Linked DNA regions of Homo sapiens: regions 1 and 3 are each linked to region 2. Evidence: chromatin loops called from intact Hi-C (ENCODE). Cell type or tissue: endothelial cell of umbilical vein. All regions are shown on one strand.

Region 1 (8,000 bases), 840 kb before region 2:
ACAGAGAGGTGGGACGGGGCAGGAGCCGGGGGGCTAGGGGAGAGCCGCGGCAGAGCCGGCTAGAGCATTCCAGGCACGTGGGCACCGCGGCGGGGGAGGGAACGGGCGCGCACCGTTTGGGGCTCACTGCGCAGCTGAGGAGATGCACGGACAGGGTGGAAAGGCCATTAGGAGGACCACCCCACCACCCGGCAGGGCCTATGACAACCCCAGGAAGCCCCTAGAGGGTCACAAAGCCCAAAAGGCCCCTGCCAAGGGGAGTGAGAATCCTCTCAGCCATGGGTTCACCCTGCGCCTCCGCAGGCCTGACTGTGACACCCCAACACCAAAGGGGAGGCGTCTCTGCAAGGGAGGTGATGCAAACCGCTGACAGGACAGTTCTGATCACATCAGCATGCGAGCAGGGTGTGAAGAACAGGCCAGCAATACCTCGGAATCCTCGCTGAAGTCTTCGGTGACGGTAGAGGAGGAGGCCTGCCGGGGGAGCTTGGCCTCGTATGCCATGACGCTCCACCTGCACACACAAGGTCAGCTGCACAGGCGGCAAGACGTGCAGGCCCACAAGGGTGAACCCTGCGCCGTCCGCTTTCACGGCTGGCAGCCTTGATCTTTACACCGTTTCTGACTTCATTTTTAGGCCCTTGGTCTTGACTCTGTCCCATAACTTGGCTGAGAACAAATGTCTGCACTCCACAACTAACGGCAGTACAGCTCCATAAAGAGAGGAAGGTCTCCCATAAATGGCTACCTTGAGATAAGATGCTGCTTCTGGGAGAAATGGATTTACCCTCCTCAAGAGAGCTGCAAATGGCTCAGCCAGCTGGCCCAGTGAGATGAGCATTTCACAGGCCCCAAGGCACACAGAGGAGGCCTGAAATGGTGGGGGCATTGCAAAACCACAACTGTGCTCAGAACTCCAGGCTTCTGGGAGCAACTAGGAAGGCTAGGAGGCATCTCATCAGCACCCCATGTGCCACAGGCATGTGGTCAGTGAGTGCCAAGTGTGTCACTCGGGACAACAGTACCTTACTCAGGGAAGGTGTCACAGTGGCTTTAGGCACTAGAGGATAATTTCCCAAAACTTCTTCTGGGAACAGAATATGAGAAAATGAAACTGTTCAAGTAAACGACAAGGAGCATTCTTCCGATGGGTATTAGATCTCGGGCTGAAGCAGCCAAAGATGGCACAGCTGCCTTCTCCACGGCCCTGACACACTCAGGCTTGGCCTTCTGGGAAGACTGGATCATCCTAGGGCATGGCTGGTTCTTAACCTGTTTTGTTTTTATCCTTGTCATAATCTGACCAAATATCAAAGACTATCCGAATATATACTCAGGTCAAATCTTTACAAATAATTTCAGAGGGCCCATGTTTTCCACAGACCCCAGGTTAAGAACACCTGGTCAAAGGGACCTGTCTCTCAAAGTCTCCTCATACGGCACCGGAGCACATCCCCACTCACCTGTCCAGCATCTTGGTGCTGGCTCTCTCCAACTTCTCCAAGATCTGGGGGAGCTGGGTGTCGTCATCGCAGGCTGAGCCCCAGCCCAGTACTCGGGCCAAGTCGTTCCCTGTGCCGAGCGGCAGCACTCCCAGCTGACACTAAGGAAACATGGGGGACGATGCGCAGGCAAACACCTGGGGGCAGGGGCCACTTCCCAGCCCGCAGCCCTCCTTGTCCCCCACCGTGAGGGTTACGTTAGCAATGTGGGGACGTGACCTAAAACCACGCAGCTTACACATTACAGGCAGAGCCCACTGGAGGGGACAGATGGCATTTTCCTTGGCAATGAGACAGAAACATGACTGCCCTTGAGATAAGATGCTGCTTCTGGGAGAAATGGATGAGCCACAGGTCCATCTCTCAGCTGTCATCACATCTTGATGGTCAGCCCCTCACACCCTCTCTGATCTGTCTCCCAAATCCCTCTGCTTCCCATTTTCACCACCGTGACCACAGCCCCAAGGAATCACTCTGATGCCTCGCCACCCGTCCCTCCATCCACTACAGCATCTCACTCACTAATGCCAAATTCTTCTTCCAAAAACATCACTAGTATCACTTCTCTCCTCTAAATCCTATCCAAAAAAGGTGCCAGGACCATCCTCAGTCTGGAGGCTACCCTGGAGCCTTGCCAGAGCTCAGCCTCTGCCCGCCTGCCTGCTGTTCCAGGAAGAGACCTCATGCATTACTCAGGCCTCACCCTCCACCTGGATTCCCATTTCAGAGCTCCAATGAGATCCCACTACACCATTCCATTGCTTAGGAGGCCTCTTAAAATGCCCACTGCCCAGAGCTCACCAGCCTTTGACTCTGACAACAGAGTGACCAGGGCCATGAAGGCTGCGGTGGAGTGTGTGGGGAGGCGTTACTGTCCTTGAGGCAGGAAACCTGCCGTGGTCCAGCCTACAGCACCGTACAGCCCTCTGCCCACCAGGTGGAGGTGACCATGCTTGAGGCCCTGCCGCCTGTGGGGACAGCAAACACCAGGGAAGGTCCTGCCTCACCAAGGGGACATTTGGCAGTAGGGGAGGCAGGAGCGAGCAGGCCAGGACACCGGAGCCGACACACTAGATGGAGAGAACCCAGTGCTGAAGGGTGCCCAGAGGGTCTGAGGACTCCGCGAGGGCTTCCTGGAGCCTTAAAGGAAAAGGAGAGCAGCGCACAGCAGGCATGGATGGTGCTCCAGGCAGGGAGACACCACTGGGAGGGGGCAAGGCAGAGCTCAGTGAAGAGGAGGACAGCGAGGAAACAGGAGGCAGACAGGCAGAGAAGCAAGCAGGAGGCAAAGCTGGGACTCTTAAAGGTCTGGACTTTTCCCAGAAGCATCGTGCTTGGGGGGTGCACAGGCAGAAATGCCCCGGGAAAGGTCGCCTGGGTGAGCTGCAGATGGACAGAGGCCAGGGTACTGTGGGTGGCAGGACTGAGGACACAATTAGTGAGAAACAGGCAGGAGGAAGAGACGGACGAACCAAGAACAACTGTCCGATTTCCTGGCTCAGACATCTAGATGGATGATGTTTTCAGACTCGAAGGAAAGGAACGCAGGGTGGGGGCTGAACGTGGTGTAGTGTTGGAAACTCGAGGCACTAGGAGACATCCAGAGAGGCCCAAGGCTCAGCTATCAATTGAGGCGCCCCCAGGAGAGAGACGACAGCAGAAGCCCTGCAAGTCGCTGAGCGTTCAAAAGCGAAGGAGGAGAGGCCCCAGCAAGGCTCTGAGGACACAGCGTTAAGGGAAGGGTAAGGAGGGAGAGGCCACCATGGAGCAGTAGCAGCCAGGAAGACAAGAAACCCCGAGGCGGCAGGGGCCCAGCGAAGGCATGGCCACCACATCAGGTGTCAAAGAGACGCAGGGGAGAGAAATGTGTGCTGACCTTGGCTGAACGTATGAAAATCAGCCACAAGGTTCCACTGTCTTCCTAACTAGTGACAGTGAACTTGCAAGTAATACACAAAATCAAAAATTAGAGTAGTCTATGCTAATCCACCAGCAGGCGGCACCACTTCTCCTCCTGAGCCACTGGCCTCACGGCCCGAGCTGTCAAATCCACCCACCTGGAAATACTACCAAGTGAGCAGAGCTGGGTAGGCACCACAGAATCACTGAAAAATACATCCACGTCACACAGAAGACTGAATTTTTTAAAAATGGGGCCATAATAAACATAAGAAAATACAGATGCAAATCTTAATCTTGGGGTGTAGGCAGCTGCAAATATGACAGACGTTGACAAAAATCATGAAAGAAAAGACCACCCCCCAAAAAGGATGTTGAACTGACAAACGACAAACCGGGAAAAAAATATCTGCAGTGACAGATAAGAAGTTAATGTAACAATAATCCTCACACACCCATTTTTAAAGGAAAAAAAGGTGAATACTCAAAGAGAAAATGAGGCAAAAAAAAATATGAACAGGTGATTTATTTAAAACTTCATAACCAACTGAGGAGGCGTTCAACTTCACCAGGAATTAAAGAAGTAAAGGTCAGACATTTTTTGGTCTACTTAGCTGGACAAAAACTAAAGAGATGAACAGCTTGGATGGTGCACGGGGAAAGACAGCTTTAAAGGCATCAGGCATGGAAGCTGGCACAGCCCTGAGGAAAGGCAGTTTGTCAGCACATTTCAATACTTAAGCTTGGGTGCGCTCAGAGAGGAGACCACTGGGAAGTGATCTCCGTGCTCACACATGGAGGTGAGCTGGCCCTGGGCTCCCGGGTGTGTCCAGTGGAAAACGACACACAGATGCCTACTTACAGACACAGGCACAAGGTGTCTGCAACATCTTAATTAGTGGTTTTTTAAAAGCAGTAACAGGCCGGGCGCGGTGGCTCATGCCTGTAATCCCAGCACTTTGGGAGGCCAAGGTGGGCGGATCATGAGGTCAAGAGATCGAGACCATCCTGGCCAACATGGAGAAACCCTGTCTCTACTAAAAATACAAAAATTAGCTGGGCGTGGTAGCGTGCGCCTGTAATCCCAGCTATTTAGGAGGCTGAGGCAGGAGAATCACTTGAACCGGGGAGGCAGAGGTTGTAGTGAGCCGAGATCGCACCACTGCACTCCAGCCCAGCAACAGAGCAAGACTCCACCTCAAAAAAACAAAAACAAAAACAACAACAACAAAAGCAGTAACAGAATAGCCCGTTTAAATTACAAGTGCACTGTGCATTGTATGTACTGTGATCAAGAGAGGTCAGAGACAGCAAAATGTTGGCACTGGCTGATCACCTGGGGAGGCCGTGGCTTGGTGTGGAAATTAAATGACTATATGAACATTTTTATACACAATCAGGAAAATCTATTTTTATTTTAATACAAAAAACTAAGTCCAATGAACCATGACTCTGACTTGAGAAACTCAAGTATACTGCCGTCCCCTTCTCACAAGCAAGAGGCCTCAAGACAAAAATTACCCAGTAAAGCAACAGCCCCACCCAGCCCTGCTCCCCATGTGGGTCCTTTGTGGGCAATTCTTTTCGTAGCTCCCTTCAGGTCCCCCTCATACATCATGGCCAGAGCCCCCGGGCCTCCACAATGCCAGGGGGTGGCCCAGGCTCTCCCCTCTCTGCCCTGGCCACCAAACTGCACACTCCCCAAAACCACCAATGGTTTCTGGCCTGAGAACAGGTGCTCCGAGATGAACAGGAGCTGAGACTGCATGATTTCCCTCTAACCTCCGCACCCTCTCTGCTCCTGGCTGGGCTCCCTCCTGTCCTGGTACCTGTTTATGAAGGTTGAGGCTGTCGATTTCGGAGAGGACCCAGCCAACACTTCCATCCCCGCCACAAACCAGAATCCGGAATGTGTCAAACTTCTGGAATAACCGTAAGCTGCAGAGAAAAGAGAAAGGCCGTGAAATGACATCCATTCCACAGGACAAATGACAGGCTTGTCAGTACGGGGCTGAGGGGCCACCTGTGCTCCTCATGGCTGACCTGCACCAGAGGCAGAGCACGCACAGGCCCTGCCACGTGACACCAGCCGCCTCCACTCAGGGTCCACTTTGTCAAAGGGACGACAGCAGCACTGGGGTCCAGCCAACTGCTCCCACCAGCCACGCCCCACCCAGCGACAAGACCACTCAGCTTGGTGAGCCACTGCACGCTCTGCAGACATCACAGGCAAAGTGGTGGGCCAAAACTGCATCCCCTGCCAGGCTCACGGGCACAGCCTGCCGTGGCCCCTAACCATGTGAGCCCACCCTGCGTCACTGTCCCTGCCCCATCCACATGTGGCCCCTGCCAGCCTTCCCAGCATGCCCTCTGGGCTGCCTGCATCACCCTGCACCCTCAGTCTTGGCACTCCCCGGCCCTGGGCCACAGTCTGGCTTCCGCCCTGGCCCTTGTTCTGGTCACCCTGGAGCCCCAGGCTGCCTGACCTGCTGCGGGCTGCGTGTCCCCACTGCAGCACATATGCCTGGGCCCACTCAGTCCTCCGGTGATGTGACCCACGCCTCCTACCCTCCTAACTCCTCGGTTTCCTTCCTTCCTGGGCTCCCCCTGCCCCTGCCCAGCAGCGTCCCCACTCAGGAGACCAGTGCCGCTTCTGCTCACTCCTCATCCTCTTCCTGTGTGACCACATCCAGTTTCAAGGACCACACAGGTGACTCTGGATCAACAGCCCCCAGGCCACTCCTGAAAGCCAACACTTGCACCTGTCCTCCAGAACACACCACTCTGGTATCCCAGGGCACATCCAACAGGACACATCCCTACTCGGAGAATGGTAGCTCGACCACCAACCCAGTCCAGAGGCCAGACCCACCTCCTCTCAGCCTGCAGCCGACCCAGCCCCTCCTGGCAGCCTCTCCTCCACACCCAACCCAGCCACCCGCTCAGGTCACCACCGTGCTCTCGCAGAGTCCCACAGGAGCCTCAGTCACCTTGACACCCTTCCTGAAAGCTCCCCATGAGTTCCAGGAAGACCTTTCTAAAACACGAGCCTGGCCACGGGCCTTGCTTTATGAGGCTGCCCCTCATTTGCAGGAAGGAGTCGAACCTCTTGGCCAGCACCCGCAGCCCTCCCTGACGGCAGGTGCCACCTTTCTGCTGCTGCCTGGCCTGGCCCCACTGCATTCCCTCTTGCCTCGCCTCTGCACAAGCGGTGCCCTCAGCCCAGAAGCCTCCCGCCTCCCTGCAGCCTTCAGAACACTAGAGCTCCTCGGATGCCAGCTCGGGGAGACGTGGAAGGACGCCCAGTTTGACTTGCGACCCTGCCCCCACCGGGTTCCCAGAGAAGCTGTGTCACCCCCACTGAAGTGCCGGGGGACCCTGCGTGTGCTCCTACCCATTCCCTGCATCTGCACTCCCCGCCTGGCTCACCTGCGCACCCTGCCTCGAGCTCAGTGTCTGACCCAGAATGAGTGCTCAGAAGACAGACAGGCATAGGTGATGCGGCACCAAGCCCAGGCTCCACACAGAACACTGACACCTGTAAGGCCCCCTGCTCTCGGGAGAAGAGGTGACAGGTCAAGGCCAGGAACTGGAACATGAAGCAGTAGCTCCAGATTCTGCTGTGAGCTGTGTGAGATGAGCTGCTTCCAGAAATGGTAAATGACGACTCAACTCCCCTTACGCCGCTGTGGGGGCTTCCTAAATCATCCCATCTCATACTTAACTCCCACTACGAAACATGGGGTTTTGCTTGCACACCAAAATGAATATTTCGTTATTCTCGAGTTCAGCTGTGTAACCTGCCCTGCCCACAGCCATTTCACAGCATTCCTCCAACACCCCTGGTACCATGTTTAATAACAACCTCAGCCTGCTTGGTGCATTGTGATAACAGACGTATTATATCTCCACTTTCCCCACTTTTTAACTAAAATTATTTCTTTGCCAGGCAGTGTAATCCAACACTCTTGAGAGGCTGAGGCAAGAGGATCATTTGGCTCCAGGAGTTTGAAACCAACCTGGACAACACAGTGAGACCACTCTACAAAACATTTTAAAAGTTTTGTGAGGCTCAACAAAACATAAAAAAAAAAAATTAGCTGGGCATAGTGGTACACACCTGTAGTCCCAGCTACTCAGGAGGCTAAGGCAGGAGGGTGGTTTGAGCCCAGGAGGTTGAGGCTGCTGTGAGCCAGGATTGCACCAGTGTACTCAGCCTGGGTAACCTAGCAAGACTCTTGTCTCAAAAAACAGTAAAATTAAAATTAAAATATCTTGATCAGCCTACTAGTGAATGCAATCCTCCACCATTCAGATAAGAAGTCTTTCTACAGAAAATGTGGGAGTACTGCCTTTGCGGAAGCAGGCTGGAATGCTGCCATCTGTGACTGCTCTCCGACTGCGCCTGGCTGTGAGTGGGGATGAGCAACACAGAAGACACCCACAGGACCAACGACGAGCAGCATGTTCCTCTTACCCTGGCATGTACGCCAAGGACACGCAGGGAGCTGGCCGAGGTTCACATCAGAGTAGCCCCTGGCTCCTAATACACAGACCCCACTGACTCCTCCCAGAGAAATACAGGCCAGACCACAGGCT
Region 2 (8,000 bases):
GGCCAGAATGCAGTAATACAATCATAGCTCACTGCAGCCTCAACCTTCTGGGCTCAAGGGATCCCCTCATCTCAGCCTCCTGAGTATCTAGGACGATGGGTGCACACCACCACGCCTGGCTAAGTAAAAATAAAATTTGTAGAGATGAGGTCTCATTATGTTTCCCAGGCTGATCTCGAACTCATGGCCTCAAGCGATCTTTCCGCCTGTGCCTCCCAAAGTGCTGAGATTACAGGCGTGAGCCACTGTGCCCAGCTTAATGTCAGTATTTTCTTTTAGTCAGGTCTTGCTCTGTCACCCAGGCTGGAGTGTGTGGTGCGATCATGCCTCACAGCAGCCTTGACATCCCCAGGCTCAGATGATCCTCCCACCTCAGCCTCCTGAGTAGCCGCGACTACAGGCGCATGCCACCACACCCAGGTAATTTTTTAATTTTTACAGAAACGTAGTTTTGCCATGTTGCCCAGGGTGGTCTCGCACTCCTGAGCACAAGCAATCCACCTGCCTCAGGTTCCCAAAGTGTTGGGATTACAGGCGTGAGCCACCATGCCCTGCCAGCCCAGTATATTTTTTCGGGGCGGGGGGACGGAGTCTCACTCTGTCGCCCAGGCTGGAGTGCAGTGGTGCTATCTCATTGCAAGCTCCGCCTCCTGGGTTCAAGTGATTCTCCTGCCTCAGCCTCCTGAGTAGCTGAGATTACAGGCATGTGCCACCACACCTGGCGAATTTTGTGTTTTTATTAGAGACCTGTGTGTTGCTCCCTGTGGAATGACAGGGGCAGGGTCCTGACCAGGCCCTCTCTCCTCAGTGGCTGGAGGAGCTCACCTGCCCCTACTCCCCAGATAGGCCCAGCCTCAGGGATGGGAGGGCTTTCCGTCCCCAGAGGGGCACTCCCACACCCAACCTCCACAAGGAGCTGATGGCAGGTGGGCCTGGGGCCTCAGCCTTGCAGAACAAACCTGCTGTGATATAAACAAACAGGGACAGACACAGGCAACCCTGTCTGAAGGGTCCCCATTTCCCCAACTCGGGCTTTGGAGAACCCACAAGGACTACCCAGCCCCTCCTGGTATGTGGCGGGACAGGCGCTGTGCCCTGAGCCCTCTCCTTTCACCTTTGGGGTTTAATGCATGTGTGAGGGTTGGAGAAGGAGCCAGTGTTTTGGGGACGCTGCCCCTGTCATTCCACAGGGAGCAACCACAGTGACCTTGGTAAGTATCAAAGGCAAACGGTGCTTCTCCCACGTTACTCTCTCCTCTGAGAAAGGAGACCCGGAGGAGCTTCAGCCACCACTCCCCTGGCCGGGTCCCTGCAGAGGCCTCAGGGCACACCTGGAGTTTTTGTGTTGTGTGCCAAAAGGTAAGGCCAGAAAGGTGAGGATTGATTGTGTGTCGGGACTGTTTCCGTCTCATCTTGGGTGAGTCTTGCATCAAGGGAGATGCCTGGGCTGGGCTGAAGGTGAAGGAGCAGGAGGCCTTTGGGAGTGGAAGAGGCTGAGTGTGGCTCAGGTGAGGAGGCCGAGACTTCCTCCTTGGCTGTCTCTGGGTTTAACTCTGGTCAAGACAGATATCCTTCCTACTGGGGGGCCACTTAGGGGGGCTTTAGTCAATTCATCTCTGAATCCCTGGTACCCAACACCATGCCTGGCACACTTAGGCACTGCAACAAAATGATAAAGGAAGGAACTAACAAATAATTGAAGTGAAAATTTATATTTCACTTGACCTTGCCTTCCCTGATCAGACTATGTTTGCAAACACTTCATTTTCACTTTAAGAACTCATGCATCTTGGCTGGGTGCAGTGGCTCATGCCTGTAATCCCAGCACCTTGGGAGGCTGAAGCAGGCAGATCACCTGAGGTCAGGAGTTCAAGACCAGCCTGGCCAACATGGCGAAACCCTGTCTCTACTAAAAATATAAAAAATTAGCCGGGCATGGTGGTGGGCGCCTGTAATCCCAATAACTCGGGAGGCTGAGACAGGAGAATCACCTGAACCCAGGAGGCAGAGGGTGCAGTGAGCCGAGATTGCACCACTTCACTCCAGCCTGGGTGACAGAGCAAGACTCCATCTAAAAAAAAAAAAAAAAAAAAAAAAGAACTTATGCATCTCATGTTTTAAACATTTTTTTGGTCTTGTAATAGAAGAGATTCATCCATTCAAATGTATTGTGATAGTGATATGTTTCAAAATGCTTTTTCATTGTATTTTATTTTATTTTTTGAGATGGAGTCTTGCTCTGTTGCCAGGCTGGAGTGCAGTGGCGCGATCCCGGCTTACTGTAACCTCAGCCTCCTGGGTTCAAGCGATTCTCTTGCCTCAGCCTCCTGAGTAGCTGGGACCACCGGCATGAGCCACCACACCCAGCTAATTTTTGTACTTTTTAGTATAGACGGGGTTTCACCATATTGGCCAGGCTGGTCTTGAACTCCTGACCTCATTTTCCGCCCGCCTCCGCCTCTCAAAGTGCTGGCATTACAGGCGTGAGCCACTGGGCCCGGCTGTTTTCTGGTTTTTCTTTCCCTCTCTTTGCAATGCTGATCAAGTGTTTTCTTCTCTTTTTCCCAAGTACAATTGGCTCCCCATTCCCATGGGATTCAACCAACCATAGATCAAAAATATTCAGGAAAAAATATAACAATAAAAATCATACAAATAAAAAACAATACAGCAGGACAACTATCTACATAGCATTTACATTGTATTAGGTATTATAAGTAATCTAAAGATGATTTAAGTATATGTAGGTTATATGCAAATACTACACCAATTCATTTATTTATTTATTTTGAGATGAAGTCTCGCTCAGGCTGGAGTGCAGTGACCCAATCTTGACTCACTGCAACCTCCGCCTCCCGGATTCAAGTGATTCTCCCACCTCAGCCTCCTAAGTAGCTGGGATTACAGATGTGCACCACCACGCCAGGCTAATTTTTGTATTTTTAGTAGAGACGGGGTTTCACCATGTTGGCCAGGCTAGTCTTGAACTCCTGACTTCAAGTGAACCACCTGCCTTGGCCTCCCAAAGTGCTGGGATTACAGGCATGAGCCACCACGCCCGGCCTACAGCAATTTATATAAGGGACTTGATTCCATGGATTTGGTATGGGAGTCCTAGAACCAGTGCCTCCTCAGATACTGAGGACTGTAGTTCCATATTATCTTGTTAGTGGTTACCTTCAATTCATTTTATTTGACTTTTAATTAATTAATTAAAAAAAATAGAGACAGGGTCTTGCTGTGTTGCCCAGGCTGGTCTAGAACTCCTGGACTCAAGCTGTCCTCCCGACTTGGCCTCTCAAAGTGCTGGGATCATAGGCGTGAGCCACCACGCCTGGCCCTAACCTTAAATTAAAAAAAAAAAAAATTTTAGCCTGTATTTTCTTTCCTTTTTTTTTGAGATAGGGTCTTGCTCTGTTGCCCAGGCTGGAGTGCAGTGGCCCAATCACAGCTCACTGCAGCCTTGATGCTGGGCTTAAGCTATTCTCTCACCTCAGTCTCCTGATTAGTTGGGACTATAAGCGCATGGCACTACACCCAGCTAATTTTTTTTTTTTTTTGAGACATTCTCGCTCTGTTACCCAGGGTGGAGTACAGTGGTGCGATCTCGGCTAAGTGCAGCCTCCGCCTCCCAGGTTCAAGTGATTCTCCTGCCTCAGCCTCCCGAGTATCTGGGGTAACAGTTGCCTGCTACCACGCCAGGCTTTTTTTTTTTTTTTAATTTTTAGGAGAGACGGGGCTTCACCATGTTGGCCAGGCTGGTCTTGAACTCCTGACCTCAGGTGATCCCCACCCGCCTCGGCCCCCCAAAGTGCTGAGATTACAGGCCTGAGCCACCGCGCCCAGCCCGACCGGCTAATTTTTAAATCTTTTGTACAGATAGGATCTCACTATGTTGCCCAGGCTGGTGTCAAAATCCTGGGCTCAAGTGATCCGACTGCCCTGGCTTCCCAAAGTGCTGGAATTACAGGCATGAGCCATTTAGAAATAAAATGGGCCAGACGTGGTGGCCTGGACCTGTAGTCCCAGCACTTCGGGAGGCTGAGGTGGGAGAATCGCTTTAGCCCGGGAGGTGGACGTTGTAGTGAGCCGTGATCGCGCCACTGCAGCCTGGGCGACAGAGCCAGACCGTCTCAAAAGAAAAAACATAATAAGAAAAAAAAAAAGTTATGATGTGTCTCCAGATTGGGGTGTGCCACTGAGGCCCATTCCGTGCACCCCAACTTTATTTTTTTTTAATTTTTATTTTATTTTATTTTTTTGAGACGGAGTCTCGCTCTGTCGCCCAGGCTGGAGTGCAGTGGCGCAATCTCAGCTCACTGCAAGTTCCGCCTCCCGGGTTCACGGCATTCTCCTACCTCAGCCTCCCCAGTAGCTGGGACCACAGGCGCCCGCCACCACGCCCGGCTAATTTTTTTTTTTTTTTTTTTTTAGTAGAGACGGGGTTTCACCATCCACAGGATGGTCTCGATCTCCTGACCTTGTGATCCGCCCGCCTCAGCCTCCCAAAGTGCTGGGATTACAGGCTGAGCCACCGCGCCCGGTCGCACCCCAACTTTAAAGATGAGGGTCGGTGCAGGTGAGGAACCTGCTCAGGGTCCCCCAGCCCCAGCGCCGGGTCTACCCACGACTGGGAGCGGAGGATGGCGGTGAGTAAAAAAAGAAACCTTCCTCATTCACTGACATTCCAGGGGAGGACGATGGGGACTTCAGCACACCCTGGGATTGCTGCAGGCTGGGGTGTCTCTCAAGAGTTTCGAGTTTAGATTCTCTGGGAGACCAGCCGGCGCGGAGAAGGCTTAAAAGCCCAGCCGATCGCAGACCGTGCGCGGGGCAGGGAAGCGAGGGCCGGGAGTGCCCTCCGGTGGCGAAAGCCAGGAATTACCGCGCACCTATTCTGGACCAGAGTAAAAATCGCCTGGAAAACGTCGAAAATCGTAGACTCTCAAGGGTGAAAGGGGATTTAAAGAGCACTTACTGCAACTCTCCCATCGTATGTCTGGGGACTGTCAGCGTTACAGATCTTGGCCTTCACAGGGACAGTACGGAGAAAGGCAAGCAGCCGCCAAGGCCGGGGTATCCGCCTGCACTTAGCGGGGCTCTCGGAAGCCGGCCTGGGGATGAGCCAGGCGTCCTCGGGCCTGGTGCTGGCGCCTGGCGCGCCCTCTGCTGGATACCGCCGCCTTGTCAGTGACTCGAAATTTGCTCAGAACCGATTTTTTTTTTTTTTTTTTTTGATATGGAGTCTCGCTCTGTCGGCCAGGCTGGAGTGCAGTGGCGCAATCTCGGTTCACTGCAACCTACGCCTCCCGGGTTCAAGCGATTATCCTGCCTCAGCCTCCAGAGTAACTGGGATTACAGGCGCGCATCACCACACCCAGCTCATTTTTGTATTTTTAGCAGAAATGGGGTTTCACCATGTTGGCCAAGCTAGTCTCGAATTCCTGACCTCAAGTGATCCTCCCACCTTGGCCTCCTAAAGTGTTGGGATTACAGGCGTGAGCCACCGCACCCGGCCCCGAACCGAATATCATACCCACAGCATTATTCATTCAGCAATGTTTTTCTGGTACTGAGGAGCCACGTCCTTACGGCGAGAGGAAGCTGGGGGGCCACAGAGCAAACTGTCTGATCACTTGGTTTCTAATCCTTCCCTCCCTCCCTCCCGCCCTCCCTCTCTCTCTCTCTCTTTTTTTTTTTTTTAGACAGAGTCTCGCTCTGTTGCCCAGGCTGGAGTGCCGTAGCGCAATCTTGGCTCACTGCAACCTCCGCCTCCTGGATTCAAGCAATTCTCCTGCCTCAGCCTCCTGAGTAGCTGGGATTACAGACCCATGCCACCACGCCCGGCTAATTTTTGTATTTTTAGTAGAGACGGGGTTTCACCATGTTGGTCAGGTTGGTCTCAAACTCCTGACCTCGTGATCCACCCGCCTCGGCCTCCCAAAGTGCTGGGATTACTGGCGTGAGCCACCACACCCGGCCTCTTTTTTTTTTTTTGACGGAGTCTCCCTCTGTCGCCCAGGCTAGAGTGCAGTGGCATGATCTCGGCTCAGTTGCAACCTCTGCCTCCCAGGTTCAAGAGATTCTCCTGCCTCAGCTTCCCGAGTAGCTGGGATTACAGGTGCGTGCTGCCACGCCTGGCTAATTTTTTTGTATTTTTAGCAGAGACAGGGTTTCACCATATAGGTCAGGCTGGTCTCGCACTCCTGACCTCAGGTGATCCACCCACCTCAGCCTCCCAAAATGCTGGGATTACAGATGTGAGCCACTGCACGCGGCCTGGCCCCTAATTCTTTAACATCCCACTAAGACAGGGGGCTCTGGCATAGCATCTGGGTGTCTGACTCCATCACCTCTGGGGAAGAAAGCAAAGGTGGTGAGAAGACGCTGGAACCGGCCAGCCCTGGAGGCGGGGTCGGCTGGGGCACCTCCTTCCTGGCCTCTGCGCCTACTAGACGCCTAGGCTGGTAAGGTGCTTCCTTATCTGTAAAATGGGACCACAATGATCTGGCTATCAGGGCTGGGAAGGCTTGAATGAGCTTATGTACTCGGAAGAGCCTGCTGGGCCTGAAGGGGAAGGGCACTGTGGGAAGCGTGGTGTCAGTGCCAGGACTTAGGGAGAAAAAGAGGCCTCAGGCTCCTGGCCCCAGGCATGTGTGTTTCCCCATCTTGCTGAGCTGTGGGAAGTGGGAAGCTGGAAGAGAAGGGAAGAGGATGAGCCGTGTTTCAGACCCTGAATGTTGAATGTGGGGTGACAGTGAAGTCTCGTGTCTACTGGGCAGGTAGGGTAGGGAGAGAGACAAGAGCCTGGGTACCACAGAAGACGACCACCTGAGGTCTTGTTGGCATGAGATGGAGGAGCAGAGAGGGGAGGATCTGACCCACGGCCCAGGCAGGAGATCAGGAGACCCACCCTGAAATGAGAGTGAGACGGGTGTTCTCCAGGCCACGGACGATGCAGAACCCGGCAGGGTGGGCTGGAGGCTCCAGGAGAGAGCGGTGGCAAAAGAGTGGTGTCTGCTGCCCCAGAGCGTTCATTTCAGAGGCTGGAGAGGGAAGAAAATCAAGAAGGAAGGAGGTGGCCGCGAGCAGCTGTTTTTAGCTGAGAAAGGAGAAATCAGTGAAGGGTAAGACGAATAAAAGATAGAAGGGGACAGGAAACTGTCTTTTTAAAGGAAAAGATCATTTGGTACCTATGAAGAAGCATCTGATGAAGGTCAACATCCACCCCTGATAGAAACTTTGGGTAAATTAGCAGTAGAATGATTCCTTGAGTGAATATGAAGAAGAATCCTCTCTAGGTAGCTGTAGGAAATCCTAGAAGCACTGAAGTTCAGTCTACAAGGAATAAATCCCAGTGGCACTGCAATCATTTGACATTTTTTTCTGGATATTGTGGCCAACGCAATGACACACAAAAATAAAGTAGTGTAATGACTGGGAAAGGGAGAGGCAACAATTATCATGATTTAAAGCCAAAAAACTCAGAGCCACCAGCCTCTCCACAAAACGAAATAAAACAAAAGTCTCACAAAAGCCAAAGCATTGTCATCCGAGGAGAGCGAGGGGGAAGAAAACTTAGTAGTTTTTCTTCTTCTCTTCCTCCTTCTCCTCCTCCTCTTCCTTCTTTCTTCTTCATTTCTTCTTCTTCCTCTTCTTTCTTCCTCCTCCTCCTTCCTCCTCTTTCCTCCTCCTCTTCTTCTTCCTTCCTCCTTCCTCCTTCCACCTCCTCCTCCTCCTCCTCTTCTTCTTCTTCTTCTTCTTCTTTCTTCTTTTTTTTTTTTTTAATAGAGATGGGGTCTCACTTTGTTGCCCAGGCTGGTCTCAAGCTTCTGGGTTCAAGCAATCCTCCCACCTCAGCCTCCCAAAATGCTGGGATTACAAGGGTGAGCTGCCACACCCAGCCAATTGATTGGTTTTTGGTGGGGAGAAATTCACACACATTTCTTGATAACCCGAGGTCATAGAAGATTTTGTATTGTTGAGAGTGCAGTAGGAAG
Region 3 (8,000 bases), 420 kb before region 2:
CATGAGCCATTCCCAACTTCATCCTGGTTCCTCCACTTCCCACCCCAGTCCAGCTCACCATCCTTGAATAGCAAAGCCCTGGCGGAAGGTGCAATAACCTGACCAGTACAAGACAGAATGTGACGGTCACCTCTCACCTTCTACACTCCATATCCTACTCATGTAGCCAAGGAGGAGTCACATTGAGCTTCCAGAATCCCCAAGTCTATGTCACATGTGCTGTCTGTCCCCATTTATTAACAGCTACCCCCATTGGGCAATTCTAAGCACAGACACAGCACCAAAAGTCTAACATCCATGGTCTCATCTAATGCCTCAATCCCCAGGGAACAGGTGTTAGTAGCTCCATTATTACAGTGAGCAAGAGACCGCGACAGGGAGGAGGAGTTGCCTAGGCCACATCTGTGGTCAGTGGCGGAACCAGGACTTGAACCCAGGTCCATCTGCTTCAAATCCCATGCTTTGAACAGCTGTGTAGTAATGACCACAAAGGAATGATAATAATATTAAACTCTTCAAATATGATCAGCCAGCCTTGGGTGCTGTCATCAGGATTAATTATTTAATCTATAAAATGGGACTTTAGGACACAAGCCATCACCCCACCCCAAGTCCCCAAGTTAATTTTACTCAAAGGACACAACCCTCCATTATGCAACACTGAACTATTCCTCCGTGAGGTCATCACGGATGCTGGGCAACTCATTCAATCTTTCATGAAAACAGATGGAGGCCAGCTGGACTAATTCACAGTGAACCCAGAGGTCCAGGGAACCATTAGGGGCACTTTCTCTGCTCTATCTCTCCTCCGGAGTACAGCCATTGAGGGATAAAGTTGTCCCTGTATTTCTTGAGATCCAGGACTGGCCCCTGATCACAGCAGCAAAGGGTGTGGCAGAGCCCTGGGGAGCCAGTGCAGACACCTCCTGCCTCACCTGAACCTGGTGGGTGGGTGCGTCGTAGTCTCCTCTGCGCAGGACAATCAGCTCTGCGTGCTCATCCTTCTTGCTTGCCCGCTGTTCCGCGAAGGCCAGCAGGGACTGCTGCCCAGGCAGGTAGAGCAGGGCAGGGATTCTGTAGGCATGGGCTCCCGACTGGAACACGCTCTCCTTCTGCAGGACAGGAAGGGACGCCATGGGGCTGGGGGGTGGACAGGAAGAGAAGATGTGTCACCTGCAGCCACACCTGAGATGGGCTCAGAGTCATTCACCAAGACAGGTGGTGCTCACCCCCTGGCTGAGTGGACCAAAGTCAGGGCGGCCTGTCCTCTTCCCGCGTGGGGTTCATTCTCCTTTCCTACATCTCAAGACCCTGCTTCTTAATTCTGCCTTTGCCTCGGTGGATATCGGGAGGGGGTATTGCAAAAGCGTGTTTTGGATTCGATTTTTATTCTAAGTTAACAATGCTCCTTACAACAGATTTTCGATAACCTCCAGCTGCTTTTGCCAAACCCAGCCCATCAATCCAGGGGCAAACCTCGGGAGGACAGCAGTGCAGGCCGGGTGGCATTCGGCAGCTGCCCAAATGCCAGAAAGTGACACATGGGAGCTTTTTATAACTCCAGAGCCCTAGAAAGTTGTTTCAAAGAAAAGGAAAAAGAAAAAGCATGGCTTCTAAGGCTCTGCTCCCCAGGCTGCCTGAGGCTGAGGCCCGTCTGCCCCCGCTGCTGCGTGGGCTCCCCCTGAGGCAGCGAGGGGGCGGCGCTGCAGTGGGAAAGGAAGAGACAGGGGCTCCTGACAGCTAACCCAGGCTGGGGGCGTGGGGTGCTCCAGAGGTCTAAGAAAATAACAATTAAAAATAAGTCTTCAGCTAAAAAGGGTAGGGAGGGGACAGAGGTAACTTGGGGACAGTGGGTGACAGTGATTTTCGGGCTAAGCTGCCTAGGTCCCTTTAGGAGGATGCATCCCGCAGCTCTGGGGAGTGTTGGCTGCAGGGCCCTGGCCTGGGGAGGATGGGCCAGTTGTTCCCAGATGAAGAATCTGCCCCAGGTCATACCCAAGAAGGGCTGCTTGATGATTGGTCCACTCAGAGCCTGAAGACCCTCTTCCTGAACTCCTGACCAGGAACAGTGCGGCTCCGGAGCTCCCTCCGGGCGGCTGGGCCTTCCCTGAGACTGCATTACAGCCGCCTCTTTCTCTGCTGCTCCTCCCTTTCCCCCAGAGGCTCTTGCCTGCCGTGGGTCTCCGTGTCAGAGCCGGCGTCCTGGGCACCCCGTCTGAGACACAGCCTTTGCAGAGGGCAAGTGGGCAAGAGGCCAGCAAGAGGGGCAAGGTTTGCCTTTGTGCACCCTTTTGTACTGCTCTCATTTTTCTACCACATGCATGCGTTATCTATTTAAAACTTAGCTTCTTTGAGAAATAAATGTAATCTATCAGTCTTTCATTCAACCACAGTGAACGTTAATATTAGGACGATGTGAGAAAATAAAACTGAGAAGGGCAAAAGCTGCACAAGGAAAAAATGTGCTATTCCCTGAACTTCGGTGGGAGATTCATGGCTTGGTGATAGAATCACCAAATTATAATCCAAGGACACAGGCCTTGATAGGTATCGGGAGGCCTATGCTGAAACGCTGTTAGAAAATGTCAGCAGGAAAGAATCAAATATGATAACAAGTAAAAATGAAAATGGAGAACTGTGCAGTTTCACAGTGTTCTCTGGAAAATTGATCAAGGATTTATTTAAGCTCCATAGAGTGGGCTCTGGAAAGTGTCCTTGATGGAAATTCAGCAGAGTTGGTATAATTCAGTTTAAAATGTTTGTATTTAAAATGTCCTCAGGGCCAAAATTTCTGTATGGATTACAATGGCTGGCCTTCTCTACACAATGTGGGAGGAAAGGAGAGAAGAAGTTTAGCTGAGGAAATCTTTTTTTTTTTTTCTTTTTTTTTAGATGGAGTTTCGCTCTTGTTGCCCAGGCTGGAGTGCAATGGCGAGATCTCGGCTCACTGCAACCTCCGCCTCCCAGGTTCAAGTGCTTCTCCTGCCTCAAGCTCCCGATTACAGGCATGCACCACCATGCCCAGCTACTTTTGTATTTTTAGTAGAGACGGGGTTTTTCCATGTTAGTCAGGCAGGTCTCGAACTCCTGACCTCAGGTGATCCTCCCGCCTCAGCCTCCCAAAGTGCTGGGATTACAGGCATGAGCCACCACGCCCGGCCAGCTGAGGACATCTATAAAGACATTCTAGAGGGAAAACAAGACAGAGACGTCTTCGGGAGGAATCACAAGGCAAGACACACACCAGGCCTTTGGGGTTGAGTAGGGGTCCAGCCTAAGGCCTAGGAAACCGGGCTGATGGGCTCCATGAGGTGAGTGTGACCAGAACTGGTGGCTCATGCCTTAGAGAGAAGATGGGGCAAGGGAGAGAACAGAGGCTTCAGGCTAGAACTAGGGAGCAAAGCCACTGGCTGGCCCACCCTCAAGAAGAGAACCACTCTCAATGCTTACAATTGAGATATGTGACCAGGCACAGTGGCTCACGCCTGTAATCCCAGCAGTGGGAGAGGCAGAGGCAGGTGGATTGCTAGAGTCCAGAAGTTCCAGACCAGCCTGGGCAACATGGCAAAACCCCATCTCTACAAAAAATACAAACATTAGCCAGTCATGGTGACACATGTCTGTAGTTCCAGCTACTCGGGAGGCTGAGGTGGAAGGATTGCTTGAGCCTGAGAGGTGAAGGTTGCAGTCAGCTGAGATAGCACAACTGCACTCCAGCCTGGGCAACAGAGTGAGACCCTGTCTCGAAACAAAAAATAAAATAAAATAGAGATATAATTCACATATTATAAAATGTACCTTTTAGAAGTGTATGATTCAGGCTGGGTGCAGCGGCTCACGCCTGGAATCCCAGCACTTTGGGAGGCCGAGGCGGGTGGATCACCTAAGCTCAGGAGTTTGAGAAGTGTATGATTCAGTGGTTTTTTTAGTATTTTCATAAAGTTATACAGCCATCACCACTATCCAATTCCAGAATATTTTCACCACCCCAAAAGAAATCCCATACCTGTGAGCAATCACTCCCCTGTCAATGAAAACAGTCAAACTCTGTAAAATATTTGAAGAGATTTATACTATACTATACTATACTATTTATATATTTGGCTATAAAAGAGATTTATAGCCAAGTATGAGTAACAAATGGCTCGTGACACAGCCCCAGGAGATCCTATGTGCCCAACGTGGTCAGAGTACAGCTTGGTTTTATACATTTTAGGGAGACTTAAGACATAAATCAATACATGTAGGATGTACATTGGTTCCGTCTGGAAAGGCGGGACAACTTGAGGTGGGAGTAGGGAAGGCAGTTTCCAGATCATAGGTAGATTCCAAAAATTTTCTGATTGGCAGTTGGTCAAAAGAGTTTATCTAAAGACCTGGAATCAGTAGAAAGGAATGTCGGGTTAAGATGAGCGGTTAGCTGGGCGCAGTGGCTCATGCCTGTAATCCCAGCACTATGGGAGGCTGAGATAGGCGGATCACGAGGTCAGGAGATCGAGACCATCCTGGCTAAAACGGTGAAACCCCGTCTCTACTAAAAATACAAAAATTAGGTGGGTGTGGTGGTGGGCGCCTGTAGTCCCAGCTACTCGGGAGGCTGAGGCAGGAGAATGGCATGAACCCGGGAGGCGGAGCTTGCAGTGAGCCGAGATTGCGCCACTGCACTCCAGCCTGGGCGACCGAGGGAGACTCCGTCTCAAAAAAAAAAGATGAGCTGTTGTGGAGACCAAGGTCTCATCACGCAGAGGCCGCCAGGTGGCAGGCTTCAGAGCTCTTCGCAGACCTAAAAAGATGCCAGAGTCTTAGTTAATTCTCTCCTGGATCAGGAAAAGGCCTGGAAAGGGAAGGGGATTCTCTACAGAATGCAGATGTTTCCTCACAAGAGACAGCTTTGCAGGGCCATTTCAAAATAAGTCAAAGAAATACATTTGGGGGTAAAATACTTTAATTTCATTCAGGACCTGCTATCTGTCCTGATGCTATACTAGAGTTAGTTTGGAATTTGGTGTCTTATTGCTACAAAAAGTCTGTTTCATCAGCCTTAAGATCTGTTTTAGTCAGGTGCGGTGGCTCACGCCTGTAATCCCAACACTTTGGGAGGCCGAGGCAGGTGGATCATCTGAGGTCAGGAGTTCAAGACCAGACTGGACAACATGAAAGAATCCCTGTCTCTACTAAAAATACAAAAATTACTCAGGCATGGTGGCACATGCCTGTAATCCCAGCTACTTGGGAGGCTGAGGCAGGAGAATTGCTTGAACCTGGGAGGCGGAGGTTGCAGTGAGCACTCCAGCCTGGGTGATAGAGCGAGACTCCGCCTCAAAAAAAAAAAAAAAGATTTGTTTTAATGTTAATGCTGGTCAGCTGTATCTGAATTCCAAAAGGAGGAAGGTGGGAGACACGTCTGACCTCTGACCCCCACTCCCCATCATGGTCTGAACTAGTTTTTCAGGTTAACTTGGGAATGCCCTTAGCTGAGGAAGGGTCCACTCAGTTGGCTGAGGGGGCTTAGCATTTTACTTCTGATTTACACTCCATTACCCAGTCCCCTCAGCGCCTGGCAACCACTCATCTATGTCCTGTCTCTCTGGATTTGCCTATTCTGGCCATTTCATGTAAATGCAGTCATATGCTATGCGGCCCGTGGACTGGCATCTTCCACCAAGCACCATGTTTCCAAGATTCGTGCAGGTTGTAGCATGGGTCAGTACCTCATTCCTTTTCATGGCTCAGTAATATTTGATTGTATGGCTACACCACAGCTATGGTTTGAATGCTTGTATCCTCTTCAAAATTCATGTCAAAACTTAATTCCCAAAGCAATAGTATTAAGAGGTAGGACCAGGCCGTGAGGATGGAAGAGACTAGAACCTTTATGAAAGAATTTGGGGAAGTGGTTTGTCCCCCTCCACCATGTGAGGACACAGTGTTCATCCCCTCCAGGGGATGCAGCAACAAGGCACTGTTAGATATGAGTTCTAAATTTCTTTTCAAAGAATTAATATGTCAGTATGTTCAATTCTTTGCCTTCTACTTTTAAACTTAACTTCCTCATAAAGCAACCTTTTTCGATTACCTTTCCACCCTGACTCATTCCGATTATTCCGATTACCTGCTACCTGCTCTGCCCTGATTCCCGCCAAATCACTTATCCCATCATTCCCTTTAAATTGGCCAATAGGAATTAGTTTAGCCTGTGCGGTCCAACCCTACCCAATAGGGGAACGACACAGCAGTAGGGGCCACGTGAGTCAGGGATAAGAACCCCTTCCCCTCCCTTGTCCAAGTGAGTGCTCACCATTGCTCCATCTGTAAGAGCACACCCTTCTATAGAAGTAACTTGTCTTGCTGAGAATTAAAAAGAAAATTTTATATTTGAGTGCTATTCCTTTTGTGGCACCAAAACTTTATATATAACAGCACCATCTTGGAAGCAGAGACCGAGCCTTCACCAGATATTGAACCTGCTGGTGTCTTGATCTTGGACTTTCCAGCCTCCAGAGAAATAAACTTCTATTATTTATAAATTACTCAGTCTGTGGTATTTTGTTACAGCAACACAAATAGACTAAGTCACTTTTTTTTTTTTTTTTTTTGAGACAGAGTCTTGCTCTGTCTCCCAGGCTGGAGTGAAATGGTGCGATCTTGGCTCACTGCAACCTCCACCTCCCAGGTTCAAGTGGTTCTCCTGCCTCAGCCTCCTGAGTAGCTGGGATTACATATGCACACCACCAGGCCTGGCTAATAAGTCACATTTTATTTATGAATTCATCAACGGATGGGCATTTGGGCTGTTTCTGGTGTTTTGGGCTATTTTGCCTAATGCTGTTATGAACACTAGTGTACAAGTTTTTGTGCAGATATATGCCTCCAGTTTTCTGGGGTATCTGCCTAGGAGTGGAATTGCTGGGTCATACAGTCATTTTGTATTTACCTTTTTGAGGATCTGCCAAATTATCTTCCACAGCAGCTATACCACTCCACATTTTCACAGGAAATGTGCGAAGGTTCCAATTGCTCCACATCCTCATCAACACTTGGTATTATGTCCTTTTAGTTATTTTGATTCCAGCCTTCCTAGTGGGTGTGAAGTGGCATCTCACTGTGGCTTTTGATTTGCATTTCCCTGATGACTAAGGAGGCTAAGCATCTTTGCATGTGCTTCTTGGCCATAGGAGTTGGATTTTAGCCTGGAGGCAATGGGAAGATTTCAAACATTTTTAGACAAGGGAGCGACCCAAGCTGATTTATTTTTAGTAAGTGCCCCTTTTGGTTTCGGGGGGAATAGCACAGAAGGTGAGTATGTTGCAGTTTTCCAGGTGAGATCAAACAAAAACCTGGATGAAGCAGAGACAGTGGTGACTGGGAGGGGCCTGGTTCTTAGAGAGCAGAGGAATCAACATGATCAGGAAAGCAAACCGGGGGAGGCTTTGGGAACACATGAGGTTAAAGTATTTGGAACTGATTTCCATAGTGTCTGTGACTGTGTTCCAGATTCCTCCTTTAGATTCTAATCTCTCTTTTTTTTTTGAGATGGAGTTTTGCTCTTGTTGCCCAGGCTGGAGTGCAGTGGCACCATCTTGGCTCACTGCAACATCTGCCTCCAGGGTCCAAGCCATCCTCCTGCCTCAGCCTCCCAAGTAGCTGAGATTACAGGCTCCTGCCACCATGCCTGGCTAATTTTGTATTTTTAGTAGAGACAAAGTTTCACCATGTTGGTGGGGCAGATCTCGAACTCCTGACCTCAGGTGGCCTGCCACCTCAGCATCCCAAAGTGTTGGGATTACAGGCGTGAGCCACCATACCCGGCCTAGATTCTAATCTCTTTGAGGGTGGGGACAAAGTTATTATTTCTTGCAGCAAGTATTTACTGTGTTCCTACCATGTTCCTGGCATGGATCTAGGAACTTGGGTTACATCATCAGTAAACCAGACCAAGATCCTTGCTCTCGTGGAATTTGCATTCTTCGGGGGATGGAAGGGTTACGATTGTTGCCAAA

What was found. Hi-C counts contacts between places; a loop is a spot of excess contacts. Peaks named below come from ENCODE experiments on the same cell type or tissue, not always from the same donor. Only the 100,000 strongest peaks of a DNase experiment are listed, where the experiment ranks them.
Region 1: a loop joins it to region 2, with 8 times the contacts of the local background. A loop is called at or near these places in 6 of 110 quality-filtered maps.
Region 3: it touches region 2 in a loop (4-fold over the local background); 10 of 110 quality-filtered maps call a loop at or near these places.

The regions. Positions count from the first base shown.
Region 1 is chr2:233,439,226-233,447,225 of GRCh38, reverse strand. DGKD (diacylglycerol kinase delta) reads right to left here. Exons shown (of 30, transcript NM_152879.3): 10 at 5,231-5,339; 11 at 1,464-1,603; 12 at 430-514. Among named protein-coding and RNA genes, the nearest start is that of DGKD, 89 kb to the right of the region's middle. RefSeq lists enhancers at 3,468-3,517, 3,538-3,647. In endothelial cell of umbilical vein, a CTCF peak has its summit at 3,500 (motif pointing right); a DNase peak (open chromatin) is centred at 3,505.
Region 2 is chr2:232,603,152-232,611,151 of GRCh38, reverse strand. It overlaps LOC105373929 (a long non-coding RNA gene), which reads left to right. Exons shown (of 5, transcript NR_187951.1): 2 at 353-420. It also overlaps a transcript of EFHD1 not described here. Among named protein-coding and RNA genes, the nearest start is that of EFHD1, 26 kb to the left of the region's middle. RefSeq lists enhancers at 5,067-5,236, 5,277-5,326. In endothelial cell of umbilical vein, a CTCF peak has its summit at 4,910 (motif pointing left); a DNase peak (open chromatin) is centred at 5,001; H3K4me3 peaks cover 359 bases; H3K27ac peaks cover 249 bases; H3K27me3 peaks cover 185 bases.
Region 3 is chr2:233,025,808-233,033,807 of GRCh38, reverse strand. It overlaps NEU2 (neuraminidase 2), which reads right to left and starts at 1,136. Exons shown (of 2, transcript NM_005383.2): 1 at 936-1,136. The coding sequence starts at 1,136. In endothelial cell of umbilical vein, a CTCF peak has its summit at 4,763 (motif pointing right); a DNase peak (open chromatin) is centred at 4,767.